Regions from separate parts of the Mus musculus genome. Here region 1 is linked to region 2. Evidence: chromatin loops called from intact Hi-C (ENCODE). Cell type or tissue: heart. All regions are shown on one strand. Links, peaks and the distances in the headings refer to the core of each region. The heading gives the core; the rest is flanking DNA. Region 1 has its middle 21 kb from the start of Gm52731. Region 2 holds the start of Gm52733 (a long non-coding RNA gene).

Region 1 (8,333 bases), core at 293-8,292, 120 kb before region 2:
TCACACCTGCAGTATTTACTTGACAAGAATGACTGGGAATACGGGCGTGCTTCCTGGTGGGCTGGGGAGATGGCTAAGTGGTTAGAGCACTGACTCCTCTTCCACAGGACCCAAGTTTGATTCCCAGAACCCACATGGCTGCCCACAACCATCTACAACTCCCGTTTCAGGAGATCGAACTCCCTCTTCTAGATCCCTCAAATGCCAGGCATGAGTGTGGCACACAGATACACATGCAGACAAAACACTCATAGAATAAAATTGAAATGAAGAACAAGCTGTATCCTCCATTTCTTTATTCATAGCTTTGGAGACTTGCTTTCTACAGGGGTTATGTTGTCTGAGCTTGTCAGGTCGGCGGGGGAGGGGGGCACTGTGGCTTCCCCTGTGCAGCTTTTACTCAGGATGATTATAATTACCACAACCAAAGCACTATTGTAAGCACATTCTACCAGTGAGCTCATTGGATTCGCAAAATACCTGCCAAGATGCCAGGCCACACAGACCCTGGCCCTGTTTTAGATAGAAGTATTGAAGAGGGCTGAGAACTGGTCTTAGGTCACATAGCACCCTGGACTTACTCCAGAGTTGAGTGGTTGCTGCTCTCTTGCTTCTCAGAGGGGAGAAAAAGTGACTCACAGGTCCCCAAGGGGCCCATAGCTCCCACACCCTGATGTTAGGCCGGCTCCTCAACTCTTAGCCCACTTACACAACAATAGCTATCAGCAGCCTGAATGAATGAGTCTGTCCCACTTGGAGAGCACAGAAGATTTTGTGGCTGATTTACATTTCTGTAGAGAGTTCCAGAACAAGAAGAAGCCAGGGACTGTGCCCCACGTGTGGAACCACTTAGGAGCCAGACTGCCGCTCCCTCGTATGTGAATGCACTGAGCAGGTAGAATTCCATCTGTGGCTTCACCCTCTACCATCTCTTTCTTTAAAACAGGGCAGGGGCTGGGGGACGTATTTCCTCAGTCTTGCCTTATGAGATCCCTGCTGCCCTGCTGGAGAGGCCACAGTCAGAGCCCACATCAGCTGTGATTGCTCCATCTAGCCCTTCCTCGCCATCTTCCACTCAGTCCCTGTGGAACGGAGGCTTCTGCCCCAACTGCTGAATCATGAAATGTCTGTGAATCATCTTGAAATTTTTATAAGGCAGGGGTCAGTGAGAGAGGCTGCTCATGGGAGCCTTAAGAGAGATTTCAGCACCCTACAAGGATATACCAGATGTGTGTGCCCGTTGGCACAGCTCTGGTGTGGTCAGTCAAGAAGGACGACAGAGCACCACTGGATTCTCATGGATCACAGAGCTGAGAACGCAAGTGACTGCTGTAGGCTCTGCAGGGACTTCAGGAGTCAAATGCTTACCTCTCCGTCCCTGCAGAAATCCCCCATCTGTGTCTCCAGCACACACAGCCAGCCTCAGCCTATCTCCTGCCACTAAACACACATCCTAACATACATCCAGGTGGTGCTGGCATAGGTCTCCCTGGGACTTCTATTCTTGCTCTAGATCTCATTGGAGGCCACCCAGTGTGTTTGCTCTTACCCCCTGGATGGTCCTTAAGAAAGCAGATGTTCTGGAGTCTCCTCTGCCCGAGGATAGCCCTCCAGCCTTGCTGCTTCCACCATCCTGCTGGGGTGTGGTTTTCATAATTTACGAGGGAGAGAAGCAAGTGCCAACATTAAATCTACATTTAACTGGAGGTCTGAATTAGCTTCTGACCAGGCCACACTGACCTCAGATACCTCAGAGGTGATGCAAGTGATGTTGCTGGGTAGGCTGTGGGATAGACAGGGCAGAATGTGTGTGTGTATGTGTGTGTGTGTATCTACAAGAAGGAAAAGGCCTGCTGATCACAATGGAACCTACCTAACATCCCACCACCCAGGAGGTGGAGCTGGGAAGATGAAGGGCTAGCCTGGGATATATAAGAACCTGCACCTCCCCCACCCACAAAGGTGGAGAGAGCTGGTGGTATAAAAGAACAAACTCCTCTGTTTTCCCTACCAGGAAGTCATAATAATAATAATAATAATAATAATGATAATAATAATAATAGTTTAAGATGGAAACATCTTGAGGAAGCTGGGTAGTATGCTATTTGAACATGGATGCAAATCCAGGAATAAGTATGCAAGCATGAGGGTGAGCTCTCAGTCTGGAGTGGGAACACTCACTGGATGGGAAGGGGAGGGCCGGGAGCATAGACCAAGCGGTGGTACTTTTTGCTCTGGCTTATTCCCAGAGATAGCTGGGGACAGAGGTGTCAGTGAAGAGAAACCCCATTGTTGCTCTTCACCAGGGTCCTGTGATGTCTGCTACAGCAGAACAGAAAAGCACAGATCTTCAGAGATGACCAAGCCTCAGCCATCCTCCATAGTTTTAATTTTTCAACTCGTCTTACCCATAATTACTTTAGCTCCCTGGAAAAAATTAGATTCCAAGAGTTTCAGGAAGTCTAAGGGTCATTTCGGTCCAGGGGCAAAGAGCGATGGGACAGGGGGCTGCTGTTTCTCAGAAGCCTCCTGAGCCACACATGGATTCTTGTTGATAAAAACTGTCATTCAGCCAGGTGTGGTGATTCATGTCATTAGTTAAAGCATTTGGGAGGCTGAGGCAGAAGGATTGCGGTGAGTTTGAGGCCAGCCTTGTCTACAGAGGAAGTTCAATAAATAAGAATAGCAAATAACATAAACAAATATACAAATAAACAAAGACAAAGATGTATCTTTAAGAACACCTCTAAGTGGAATCTGATTCCAAACCCTTATCAAGAGAGACAACTAAGGGCCAAGGGTGGACTTAGGTGGTCAGGAGAGGTGAGGTCGGGTGGTGCTGTAGCTGAGACTGGTGCTACCTTCAGTTTGGCTGCTTGGACTCTGGGCAAGCCACCTTACTGATGAGCCGCTCACAACCAAGGATAAGGAGAGTAGGGTCTGGGCTGGGAGGGAGCACGGAGCTTCATCTGAGTTAGGGTGAAATGCTGCTCCTCCCAACCCCCAAGCCAATTTGATGATGCACAGGGAACACTCACTGAGGGAGGGATGCAGAGCCCACCCAGGCAGGACTCCAATGTCTGAGACCTAGAGAGAGCTGGGGACAGAGTGGTGTCTGTTGCAGAGCTAAAGAGCACAGGCTTCCCTCCCTCCACAGGGGTGAATTTTCTTTATTCTTCTTCTCCAAAATTACTAAGATCTCTGAGGAGAATAAGAATCTGAGAGTCATAGGAGTCCGGGGGGATCATTTCCGCTGTCTTTTCATCGTGGAGTTGGGGTGCCACCCCAACCTCTCAAAGGAACCAGAAGGGGTTGGTTCATGCTTCCTGCCTGAAGACACGTGGCTCCTCTGAAATCCTCTGGGCTGGAATTTGGAGAAGCTGAGAGCTTGCCCCAATGTGAGTGGACTTCATTTCACAGCCTTTGGAACCAGAAACTGCAGGGAAATAAAAACTGCTTTTCTGGGTCAGAATCTGTGATGGTTCTGGGAACTTGTCCATAGAACAAATTGATTTATGGGGACCCAGCTGTGAGGAGCTGCACACAACAGGGCTCAGCGGAGATACACTCCAGATGTGGCCTCATTAAAGGCAGGGCTAGAACAATAGGGCCCAAAGGCATCCTCAGTCTATCAGGCCATGAAGACAGGGTGGCCAGGGCTCTGTGCTGTCACACCACTGTTGTCTTCAAGCTGGAAAGCCAGTGAGAACGTACTCTGTCCAACTCCACCAACTACAGATGGAAAACCAGAGGCCCAGAGAGGGAAAGTACCAGACCAGTGTCACACAGCGCCAGAACTCTCATTTCCTGTTGCTGGCCCAGGGTCTGTCCTAGCTCAATACTGTCTTTGATTCAAAGTAGAGCAGGCTTGATTCTGCCACCTTCTGATGGTGCCTTTGGGTCTATCCTGTTGCTGTGTTATCCATACTCTGAAAAAAAAAAAAACAACTTGAGGGAGAAAGGGTTTGTTTTAGTGCACAGCCCTATGAGGTCTGTTGTGGTGGGGAAGTCAAGGGAGAAGAGCCTAAGCAGCAGGCACAGTCAAGAAACAGAGAGGGGCGTGTAGCCAGTCTTTGGCTACTTTGTGGGTTCTTCTTTCTTCCACCCTGCCCCACCCCTTTGTTTCCACCCTTTCAACCCCAAGACTAGATAGGAAAGAAAAAAGGATACAGGGGAGAGGGGACAACATTGCCATTAGACTGCTTCCTGTTGAGTTCCTTGGGGCAAGTTTGATCTTTATCGTCAGGATACCTTAGTTTATTCTTTCTTCTTTGTGCATAACTACTTAAACCTCGGCCACCAATAACCAGCAGTATCCAACCAACAATAAGACCCTGGCTCTTATATACCCTCTGAAAAGTCCCCAGAATTCCAAATGTCACACAGTCGCAGAAACGATCTGCTGCTGGGAAAAATCACGCCCCTGCTAGAGCAGGAGGCACAGCATAGTCAGCTGCCGTGGACCACCTGAAGCAACAGCCTCATCTCTCACACCTGGGATTACGATGAAAACAGGTTCCTATAACATTTCTGTGTCTTTCAAAGGAACCAACCAAAATGCCAAAATTGTCACTGCAAAGGTGGGTGTTTATCGGTCCTCAGCTGTCTTCCTTCATTTTATACAACCCAGATTGCCCTGCCCAGGGAGTGACTCCACCCACACTTAAGATGGGTGCCTACATCAGGGAACTTAAGATCATCCCCCAGAGGCAAGGTCCTGTAGAGGCCTAGTTCCTGGGTGGGGTAGACTGAGTCATGTTGGTGATAAACACCAGCCATTGCAGATGGGGAGACTAGTCCTAGTGTAAAGAGCCACACTGCTGTTGACCTGAAGCCTGACTGACCCTAGAGCTGAGTGAAACACTCCCATCTCCACCGTGCCACCTGAGCTCCTAGGACCTCCGTGACCCCATCCTTGGGCCTCACACCCTAGAACTGTCCTCCTGGGTTCCTGTTCAGGGTGTCTGTTCTCTCTTGCAAGGACACAGGGAGCAGGCTTGGCAGGGATAAGGACACCTGCTTGCTCTGAATCTCTGATAGGAATAGATTTTGGCTTGGGAGCTTCAGAACTAAACCCACACCCACAGTCTCATACAAGGCTGGCTTCCTGAGGTGTGTGCCGCTGTGTTTAACACTTTATTCCCTTCATATGATTACAAAAAAATAAGCCAATTCTAACATTTCATAATTTCATTAAGTTGCATAATCTTTGATTTGCTTAATTTTAGTGCGTGTTTTTATTTACTTCCAATTTTTTTAAATAACAAAGTAAAAAATAATAAGAGCAAAAAACGTAAGCTCATTGTCAAAAATTTAGAAACTACAAAAACATATTATCAAGAAGCCACTCACTCTGTGTCCAGAGACAGCACCACTGGAGCATTCCCTCTAGCCTTCTGTTCACTTTCATTTTCTGCTTCATTTTGTTTTTGTTGCATTGTTGAAGGAGCCACCAAGCTAAAGCCATTCCACTTAGTGTGTGTGTGTGTGTGTGTGTGTGTGTGTGTGTGCGTGCGCGCGCACACTCGCACATGTGTGTGTGAGCATTTCAAATGCAGAAGAGAGAGGGGGTAGTGGGGAGAGAGAATATGTCTTAACTAAAAACGTACCCTTATTCTCTTTCATGCCCCACTGGTCTTTTTCTTGCCCCCAAGTAGTGCCTTTCTATTTTTATGTGATATTCATAGATATATAGAATGATAGATGGATAGATAGATAGGTAGATTATAGATAGTAGGAAGATACATATATATACATAGATTATAGATAGATGATAGATAATAGTATACATACATACATAGATTATAGATAGATAATAGACAGATTATATATAAATAGATAATAGATGATAGATAATAACTGATGCATAGATGATGGATAAATGGTAGATAGGTAGGTAGGTAGGTAGGTAGATAGATAGATAGATAGATAGATAGATAGATAGAGTACATAATCTAGATTCTACATGAGAGAAACATTTGTCTTTCCGACTCTGGTTGATTTTGTGTTTGACCTGATGATCTTCAGTTCTTGCATTTTCCTGCAGATGAAAACACCAGTCTTCTTCACAGCTGAGTAAAAAGCCATCCTCTATATGTACCACAATCTCTTTAGACATTTATCTGTGGCTGGCAATCTAGATTGGTTTCATATTTTGCCAACAGTCAATGGTGCTGCAGTAGACATGGATGTGCAAGCATCTCTGTGGTGGGGATTGAAGACTTTCAGGTCCACGTGCCCAAGTGTGCTGAGGCTGGATCAGAGACCCTAACAGTCTTTCCTTGACCACAGCTTCCTTTGCGTGGCTGACCATCTGAATGATGCCAGCACTCCAGAGGCAGAGGCAAGTAGATTTCTGTGAATTCAAGGCCAGCCTGGTCTACATAGTGAGTTCTAGGAGAGTGAGGACTATGTAGAAAGACCCTGTCTCAAAAAAAAACCAAAACAAAGCAAACAAACAAACCAAAAGAAAAGCCTTATGCCCAGTAAACACAGTCCATCCTCACGGGATGCAGAATTAGGCCCCTGGGCTTACATGCACAAACTCATCTTGCACCTTCCAACTCCTGGGAGAAATGCCTCGACTAAGCTTTGATCGTATTTGCCTCTTGCTAGCTAGCTTGCTTTCTGCTTGCCTTTTTTTTGAGAGAGGGTCTCATGTAACCCCAGCTGACCACAAATTCCTGATTCTTCTGAGGGCTGTGATTATAGGTGTGTGTCACTACACCCGGCTGTCAACTTTGTCATACATGCCAAAGTTTCTAACAATGATGAACACCATTTACTGTGTGTACTGCGTGTATGAGACACCATGATGACTGACTTTCATACATTGAATTTTCATGACAACCTCACAACGGAAGTGTTTGTACATTATAGATGCATGCTTTCGTCATTTCATTTGAGAGTTGGGGGATGTATACAGGCCAGAGGACAACTTGGAGGAGTAAGTTCTCTTCTTCTCCCCGAGGTCTTGAGGATGGAAGCCATGACATCAAGCTTGCACTTTTTATGTACAGAGCCATCTTGCTGGCCCTGTCGTGTTTTTCTAGCTGAGGAGAGATTGGTTCCCATCTGGGCTGAGGGATACTGAGTCTAATGAGATTATAGCCTTGTCTAATCTGGTCGCTTTGTCTCTTAATTTAGCCAGAGGAAACAGCGTCTCTCAGGACAGCCTCGTCAGGCCTGGCTCTCAGATGCTGTACTTTGCAGGGCAAGCCTTGGCACCTATGCTTGGTGTACCTGCCTCACTCATTCTGGCTCCCAGGCACCTCTCCCCGCTTCTGAAAATCTCTCAGACATAGCTGGGCTCATTTAGAATTCCTGGAAATAATAGTTTTCAATCCCCCTGTCCAGTGTGCCTGTCATGTGCAGCCCCTAATACTTGGCTGCTATGATAGTGTAAGGCAGTCTGCACTGGTGCCTGGGTTTCCTGTGCTCCTCAGCAAGCACAGTAGAACAATGTACTAAGAGTAGAGCCCGTCTAAAGAGGGCCATTCTACCGAGTCTGACATCTGGAGTGTAGAAGCATCTCTTCTCCCCCGCTATAGCCAAGAGATGGCTTCTCTTGGCTATGGACCCCCCCAGACCCCAGTCTGGCCCTGCTCTTGCCAGTTGTCTGTCGTTGGTGAGGAGACCCCGCCCATGTCCACTGCCCTCAGAATGGTGACACAGCATGGCTCTGCCTCTTCAGCTCTCCATCCACACCCACATGGCTCGGAGGAGACTTCCCTTCCGGAGGGTGGAGTTGCAGAAGCGCACTTTAAAATATGGGTTGGATTTTCATTTTTTTGGTTGTTTGCTAAATTTGGTCATAATCGTGTCTTCTGGTTCTAAAAAGAGTGAAAGGAAGCAGCTGTCCTCAGGGAAGGCCCTGCAGCAAGCAGGGTGGGGGAGCACCATGGGCCACTCGGCCTTCTGCTTCCTTCCTGAGCATCTGAGGCCAATTCTGAGGAACGAAAGGGCCTGGCAGGACCCAGGAGAGGTCCCTACAGTCTTCTAGGAGCTCACCACAGCTGTTGACACTCTTAAATGCACCAGAGCAGTGGGCTCTGCCCTGTGGGAACACAAGTGTGGACATTGATCCCATCCTATGAGCCATGACAATTATGATTCCAGATGGTAATTCCAGGCGAGGTGGCACACTTAGGCAGCGTCTTGTCTAGGAGCCATGGCTGAGAAGCAAGTCAAGGCCATCTGACCTCAAGTTTCCATTGTTTCCTTGAGGAGAGAGGCATTCCCTCCCATGCCCTCTACTTGTCTGTGGCTGGAGTATAGGCATGGTCATATGCATGACATTGGGTCACTGCATAGTCAAAAGAGGGGACTGGAGG
Region 2 (8,333 bases), core at 108-8,107:
ACCTACACATGCTCACCCTCCAGAGGGCGCTGCTGAGTTCAGATTCATGTCAGAGAGGGCTTCTGTGGTCTGTTCTATAGGAGAGGGCGTGGAACAGCAGTGTTGTTGAGGCCACATGGCCTGAAGGTGACAGAGCCACATCTTGGGCCACACCCTCACTCTACCTTAAAGGGCATCGTGGCTCTTTTTTGGCACAGGGAATTTCCCTCTTGGTCTCAGACAGCCCTTCCTTTCTCTGTCTGGCTTCTTTCTTGGTCAGAATCTCACTTCTCCATTTCAGCCTTTGTAGCTTGCTACCCTCCGGGACATGGACTCTAACTGACAAACAGAGCCAGAGACAGCCTGTCCAGCCCTCCCTGCTCGTCCTGTTTAGGGTCGGCACCTCTGCTGCCCCATGCCTTTCTCTCCTGCCGAGCCAGCTCCTGTTCATGTGCCTTTGCATATCTGAAAAAAAAAAAAGTACCTTCTGCTGAGTTAGAATTAACTTCTGTTTCTCAGCTCTGGCTGTACACATGAATCACCTGTACCCAAATGTGTGTGGAACCGACAGAGATCTTTACTAAAGAAGCCCCAGGGCTGCTTCCCTGGGGTGTTCAGCGTGTCTGAGCAAAGCAAGAATCTACACTGGCAGAGAGCTCTGAGGGTGATTCCCAGACACAGCCAGGACCTCTTCCAGCCACACCTAAGGGCTCTCGGCTTCCCAGACATACCATCTGGGACTTCCAATTCCGACAGCTCTGTGCAGTTCTGCTTGCCTGGAACCCCCACTCCACCCGCCCTTCCTTCCTTCCTTCTGGCAAATTCTTATCCACCTCAGGATCCAGGCCAAATCCTCTCCCATGAGGCCACTTGCTTCCATGCCCCTGTTTCCAGCTTGGCTCTTGCTTCTGCTGTCCTGTGTGCTCTGTGATAACAGCCTGTGAGGCTGTTCTGTGCCCCAGGGCTCAGCCCACAGCCGGGCACATAGTGGATCCACAGGAACCTACCTGTGAGTGAGCACATCCGATTGTGACTGTGAGGGTGGGCAAAAGCAAAGCAAAGCCACACAAACACACCTCCACAATAACTTGAAAAGGCACGGAAGTCTTCAGACTAGATCTGCCTACACTGTCACAGCCCACACTTGGTTCCTCGCCCGTATTCCTTCTGCAGCCAAGAGCCGTGTGTTTGAGATGAGGCACCTCACTTTCTCCACAGAGTGGGATGCCTGGAATCTCACCTTTCCCCAAAGCAGGGCCCAGGCGGCCATGGCTGCCTGCCTAAGATTCAGTTAGACTTTGGCTGAAAGGCTAGTCAATGACTCTTCCTGAGATCTCCTTGAGTAACAATAGCTCACCCTGTTTCAGGCTTGTCTCCCTGCTTTCCTCAGCCTTGTCTGCTCCTGAGGCCCATGTGTCTTACAACGTATCCTTGCTTCCAGCCATTGGCATCCGTGGAGGCCAGTCCCGGCTGGGTTTTACTGCTTTTCCTAGGGTGCTCACTCTTTCAGCACCCCTGCCTAGCTCCTGCTGTTTGGGTTTTTTCAGTGCCTGACTAAAGGCTCCTGGGCTGGTCTTCAGTATCCCTAGTCTACACCCTTTGAGCCGCTCCCTCCCTCACCACTGACCTGGTTCCTTTTATCGGATTTATTTTTATTTTATGTGTATGAGTCTTTTGCCTACCTTCATGTTTGTGCATCATATGTGTGCAGTGCCCACAGAGGCCAGAAGAGGGCACCAGCTCCCCTGGAGTAAGAACCAGTTGCACAATACCAAACAGGTGCTGGGAATTGAACCTGGGTCCTCTGGAAGAGCAGCCAGTACTCTTAACCTCTGAGCCATCTCTTCATCTTCTGTGGAATATTTTTTATTGTCCCCATTGTACAGAGGAGAAAGCTTAGGCCTGGCGAGGCAGTATGATTTGTCCAAAAATAGGTCAGTCAACTAAATAGAAAGCAGACATCCCACCCATGTCTCACAGTAAGGACTGAACTATGAACTCTGAAGTCACAGGGCTCCTCCTAACAGTCCTCCCTGTTATGATGGGCTGAACATTCACTATTTACCCAGTGGAGTCTGACATCAAGAGTTGTGCCTGATCTTGTTAGGATGTTCAAGGAGTGCTGCCGCAGCAAATGAGCCTGAAAACTTAGTGTCTTAACACAGCAGAGATGGGTTTCTTTCCCACACGCTAAGTACAACATTAAACCCTTCCACTCAACCCTCCATCCTTCCCGGTGACCTGCTGGAGCTTAGAAAAATGAAGAGACTGAAGGCTGACAACCCTGGCTTTCACAAACTGCTCCCAGCATCTAGGGTTGATGTCCAGACATTTAGTACCAGCACTGAGTTTCCTGCCTGAATTTCTGAATTGCTTTATTTCCAGCCGTTGGGTTTTGTTTTCCCCTAGTTAGTAAGACTGGTTAAGACATTACCTGGCTTTGGAGAAGCTATACAGATGCAGGTCTTCTGTAGAGGAAGAACATGGACACAGCCATCGCTGTCAGAGCCTTGCCTACCGTTCTGCTCTGGGGCTGGGTTTATCCGGTGTTACAGTGCAGCCTGACTCACTGAGATAACTGCCACACACTCCTGAATCCATCATCTGCTCTGTGCTAGCCTGAGACCCGGGCATCTCGGAAGTGTGGTCTCTGAGCTTAGAAGCCTTACTCTGAGATCAGCAATGTCTCCCTGGGCAGTGAGTGGGATGGAATGACACCCAGCCCATACCTCTTTCTAACCTGGGAGGTACGATGCTACCCAGAGACACGGCCAATGTAGGCATTCGGGATTATTCAGAATTCCAAGGATAAATTATTTTCCCGATTCACCGTTAAGTAAATCCCTTTTTACATAAATTTACTTTTTTAAAAGTAAATTTCATTTCTCTCTTCAGCCTAAAGAATCACACGTTGATCCCATAAGCGTGCCCCCTACTTCATCCTCTCCTGCCGAGGACTCGGAGCTTTCTGGTGAGCCGGTACCAGAAGGAACCCCAGAAACGAACTTGAGCATCATTGGACACAGCAGCCCTGAGCAAGGCAAGTCCTGACACGCACATGTGAGTGGCGGTCTATCACCGAGTGATCGACACGTATTCAACACACAGAGTTCACGTCATCATCCCTTCTCCCTTCAAGGGAAACTGAGTCACAGAGAAATCAGGTAGCCCCTCCAAGACTGTATGGCCCGTTAGCAACAGAGCTGGCACTTGCTCTCCAATGTCTGAGCTTGAAACCCTCTTCAGACTTCCCTCTGCTTTCTCTATAGGAAAGCTTAAAAGAAGCATTGCAGCTAATTGTGTACCTACTGTGTGCCGAGTGTGTACATACTTCTCCAGTTCCACGGTGCCATCTAGTCAGTAGAGCTAGCTGCAATTTTACCAGTGGAAAAAGTCAACCCCTGGAAAAGGCCAGGGAGTGTGTTCACAAGCTCACAGCCCCATCTCCGAATCTCCACTTGTTCTGATTTCTGCTACCTACGTTCTGGATCTCAGAGGATCTGGTCAGCTAACTGATGGCTAGAAACAGGCATGGGTCACCCAGTGGGTAAATGACAACCGAAAGCAAGCCTCAGATCCCTTCCTGCTGCTCCTCTGCTTCTGCCCCCCCCCCCCCCCGCCGCCACTGCAGTGCACAAGCAAAAGCCCAGAGAACATCTGTGACTCCCCCTAAGCAGCAGACTGACATGCACCCGTGGCCTGAGGATACCGTTTCGTGTAGCCCTAGCTGCAGCAAAGGCCAGAGCTCTGAGATGTAGAGGCAAGGTGATTTCCAGCAGCACTGTTCATCCAAATTGCCTGTAGCAAGGATTTGTTAAGCAAACACAATGTCCTGTATCCACGTGATGGGGATGAGCTGATGAGTTAAAGACATGCTGTGGAGCCTTCACCATAAGAGTGGATTTCAAAACTACTAAAGCCAACGCTATGAGCACATGTTATTCGCATGTTTGGGGGATGCATTAGCCATTTGGTACAACATCCAGTGTGGGGTAGGACTGCAGGTGGTTTTGATTCTCGCTGTTTAACTTCTGTGTTTCAAAACATCTTTTACGGTAGTAGTGTTCTTGATCTCTTTGCTTCTGCCATTGGCTAATGAGAGTTATTTTAACAACGGAACTTGGGGAGTCTATGGGTAAGACACCAAGAGGACTAGACAGGGAAATTATAAATAATTTAATAATGTTACAATGAAACTAAGGAGTCTTGAAGATGTGGCAGTAGGAAGCCGGGAGGGCAGAAGGAATGCCAGCCAGCTTTGAGAGAAGCCCTCCGCGGTTGCCTATTTGCATTGGGGCATGGCTGAGATTGCAACCTTTCTTAATTCTCGTTGGTGAATTGTAACCATCCATGCTTCCTGGTGAATGAGAGGGTAGGCTGCACTGTGGTTTCCATGCTCCTAGCAACACAGAAACATCATCAGGCATGGATACTGTTGTGTTGGTCTGAGTAGGGCAATAGGCAGGGTGGCTTTTCCAGTCTGAGAAGGCAAGATCTAAATGGAGGCCGAGACTTCCACCTGAGAAGAGCCTCTCACCGATACCCAGTAACAGCTTTGCTCCTCATCTAGCTGACAGACGGCCAGAGGGAAACCCAGAGCTAGCCCAAGTGCTCCTTTTCTTGGTGAGTTAACAGCCCGGATGGTGGAGAGAAGGAAGCCTGTAGCCCAAGTACCATCTGCCTGGCTCTCTGATAATTGAGGCTTTCTGACAGTGTCTGCCCCAGCTCCAGCCAGGGTAGCTGCTTGTATAGCACCCCCTGGTGGTCAGAGCAGGGAGGATCCAAGCACAGGCCAATGCGGGACAGAACACTCCTGGAGTTCTCAGTGGTCACACAGGGGCTGCTGAAGATGTGAGGGGACATGTGAATGCTACACGTATGAAGAAAGTCTTGCATGGAGACAAGCTTGTCTGTCTTACCAGCTGCTCCCAGTCACTACTTTTGCTGTGATTTTGCTCCTCTGCAGAAGGGTAATCAGGATAAGACAGATTTGGTAGCACAGGCCTGTAATCCCAGCCAATTAGGAGACGACAACAGGAATATATCATAAGTTCAAGGCCAGTCTAGGCAACTTAGTGAAACCCTTTCTCAAAATAAAACACCCGCACCCGCACACGCACACGCACAAAGAGGGCCAGAGATACAGCGTAGTAATAGAGTACTTCTTAGCTTGCAGGACATCCAATGCTAAGTCTTTAACACTACTACTAATACTAGTAATTAATAATAATTATTATTACTATTTTAAAGTTGTGATTAGAGCAAGATACCTGCCTTGGAGTGTTATCAAGGAAGCTGAGAATGAGGAAATCTGGTCTGGCAGGAGGTTGGTGGCACAGCGAATAGCCATTCAGAGCCCTCTCCACAAATGTGTATTCAGTCTTCATAGGGTTGTAGGAACAGCGGTGAGACCGACGACGAAATGATAATCTCTTCTCTTTCCACTCCTGTAATCTGGAAGAAGCCAACATTCAGCACTGTGATTTAGCGGTATATGCACATAATTATTTAAACACCTACACAAACAATATGTGTGCTAGGTAATATTTACTACATAGCATACATATGTAATAGAATAATCACACAGAATGATAGAAAACACGTGCACGCATAGGTAGTCACCTTTCTCTTCCGTGAGTATAGAACTCCAATGCTAATGAGTATTTGTGAGTGACTTGCTATGTGCCTGGCACTGTCCAGTACACTTTCCTCAAATCATCTCGGTCGGATAATACAGAGTCATCAGAATAGTTTCTACCCTCCGAGGTAGGAATCATGATCCCCACTCATAGATGGAGGAACTTGGGACACAGGTTAAGTATCTGCCCCACGTCACATTCTGGGGCATGGCAAAGCATGATTTCAGGCAGCAAGAGGTGCCAGCACGCATGATGGAAGCCACCAGGCCCTAGGTCCTTGTCCCGTTCTCTAGGCTGCCTCTTCCCTCCTGGTCCTCTATCTCGGAGTCATTGACATCTTCCCAAGTTACTATGTACAAAGTTGCCGTGTTCTCTTCCGAGACTGCAAAGCATAGTTATTGACATCACAATTTCTGCTCCCTGTAGGGTCTGGTGAGATCCTGAATGATACGCTGGAGGTCCATGCGATGGATGGGGACCCTGGTACTGATGATGGTTCAGGGGATGGAGCCTTGTTGAACGTCACTGATGGTCAGGTGAGTGAATGAGTGGTAAACTTTATTCGATAGCCTAACGGGGGGGGGGTGTTCATGGAGAGGTCTTAGTTGAATGTCACCAGGACTGATGTCCTGTGGTATGGAAAGAGCACAGTGGTCAAGCTCCAGGGACACACCAGCGAGGGTGGAGGAGAAACCACCCCAGCTTGTCTTCACCCATGATTGGCGATAAATACAAATGTAGCATGCTCATGATGTATGGGATCCTTATGAAGACCGCAGGACAGGACAGGGTCAACTGCAGGCTTGCCCACGCCCTCCTTAGCAATTGTCTTTCATCTTTACAAAGCCAGTTTGAGAAATGGCTTGATCTGATAGGGGCAGAGCACCATCTTCTCAACTCCAGCATTTGTGTACACACACACATGATTTGTGTACACTCACGCATGAAGGCCTGAGTGTGGATACTCAGCCCATGAAAGAGCTGGTGGCAGTGACGGGTCTGTTACCCCAGTATGAGTGCCAGGGAGTCAGGTAAAAGGATCCTAGACGCTTGGTAGCCATTCAGCCTCCTAGAACTGGTAAGCTCCAGAGTTAGCAAGAGACGCTGTCTCAAAAATAAGGCGGAGAGCCATGGGTGAAGACTCCCATGCGCTCATACATACATGAACATGACCATATACACATGTGCACTCAGACCTAATTCACCCCACATGAAACCCTAGAAAACAAAAATAACATGCCATCCCCACATCCTATGTAAACCACTATATAGACCAGGCTACTGTCTTCAACCTCACAGAAATTTGCCTGTCTCTATCTCCTGTGTGCAGGGGTTAAATGTGTGCACCATCGTTCCTGGCAAATATGTGGCATTTTATGACACCGGCAGCTACAGCTGTTCCATTTCCCCATTTGTTCTGAGACCTTGTAGACATCTTTTCTTTTCCCAGAGGAAACTAAATGACAGAGAAAGAGAGAAAGGCAGGTTAGCACTGGCGTGCACTGGGGACAGAGTCCTGCCTGCACATAGCTGAAACCACAAGAGCAATGTCATTATACTTATGTCTGGATAGATGTACAGGAGTGGTCACAGGAGGTCTGTGTGTCTAAACAGTGTCCAGAGCTGGAGCCAGCTGACTCAGGAATCAGTGACCTATGGTCACCCAGTGTGTAAACAGACGTTGGCATGAAATGTGAGACATCAATGTCTCGGAGATGTCCTCTGTCCCCTGGATTTTGCAAGTCTGGGACTGGTCTGAGACTTCTGTGGTGAAGTCACAAATGTGGAGGTTCCTAAGGTCAGGGAGCTGCAGGGATGTCAGCTGGCAGGGTGTATGTAGGTGGAAGACCCAGGTACTCAGTTCTCTCCAGCCATAGGCTTGTTGATCAGAGCTAAGGGACCAACAGCAGGGTCTCTCACCATGTCCTGTTTTCAGGGGTTATCAGCAACAGCAACTGGGGAGGCCAGTGTGCCTGTCACCACTGTCCTGGAAGCAGAGAATGGCAGTATGCCCACTGGGAGCCCCACCCTGGCCATGTTTACCCAGAGCATCAGGGAAGTGGACACTCCGGTGAGTAGCTTAAGCATACTTCCCCTGCTAGGGCTTGTTCCTGGTAGAAGCAGGCACTAGCCTCCTGTCTACACAATGCAGAGTAGCAATACTATGGGGCGAATCCAGGTGGGCACGAGCAACTGGCTGCAGGGCATTCACTCACTGGGAGAGGCTTGTAGAGCATTGTGCCACACCAGGCACTGGTCCTGCTAGCCAGGACTGATGGTCAATAGGATAGGCTGAGTTCCCAAGACACAATGATTAAGGGACATAGAAGTCCCCAAAACAACTTGTGAGTATAGAAAAGGGGTTCAGAAAGGTAGAAGGTGAACCTGAGAGTCTGAGGGAAGTATCCAGGCCAATGGCATAGGTAGATGTTATAGGTGAGGGTTAGAGGAGCAAAGACCCAGAGGCCACACAAGAACTGATGAAGTACAGGGTGCCTTTGGGGTCTGCAGGGGAATGGGGGGGACATCCTGATGTCACCTAAAGCTGAGAAGATGGATCTGGAGAGGCCCAGTACATGAAGGCTTCTGCTGGGCAGCCTGACAACCTATAGTGAAGTTGCAGCCATTGAAAGGAGAGGGTGGAGAGATCTTCATAGGATTAGGATTCTAGAACAACTGCTTTGGCCTAAATGGAGAAAGGACAGAGGAGTCTGG

What was found. Peaks named below come from ENCODE experiments on the same cell type or tissue, not always from the same donor. Only the 100,000 strongest peaks of a DNase experiment are listed, where the experiment ranks them.
Region 1: a loop joins it to region 2, with 4 times the contacts of the local background. A loop is called at or near these places in 16 of 42 quality-filtered maps.

Annotation. Positions count from the first base shown.
Region 1 is chr4:47,129,092-47,137,424 of GRCm38, forward strand. No RefSeq gene overlaps it. Among named protein-coding and RNA genes, the nearest start is that of Gm52731, 21 kb to the left of the region's middle. In heart, for the core only: no CTCF peak of the experiment used is centred there; DNase peaks (open chromatin) are centred at 650, 3,450 and 7,830.
Region 2 is chr4:47,251,116-47,259,448 of GRCm38, forward strand. It overlaps Col15a1 (collagen, type XV, alpha 1), which reads left to right. Exons shown (of 40, transcript NM_009928.3): 6 at 2,875-3,019; 7 at 6,045-6,154; 8 at 7,555-7,689. It overlaps Gm52733 (a long non-coding RNA gene), which reads right to left and starts at 962. Exons shown (of 3, transcript XR_003955398.1): 1 at 813-962; 2 at 17-74. In heart, for the core only: a CTCF peak has its summit at 1,698 (motif pointing right); DNase peaks (open chromatin) are centred at 786 and 4,756; H3K27ac peaks cover 489 bases.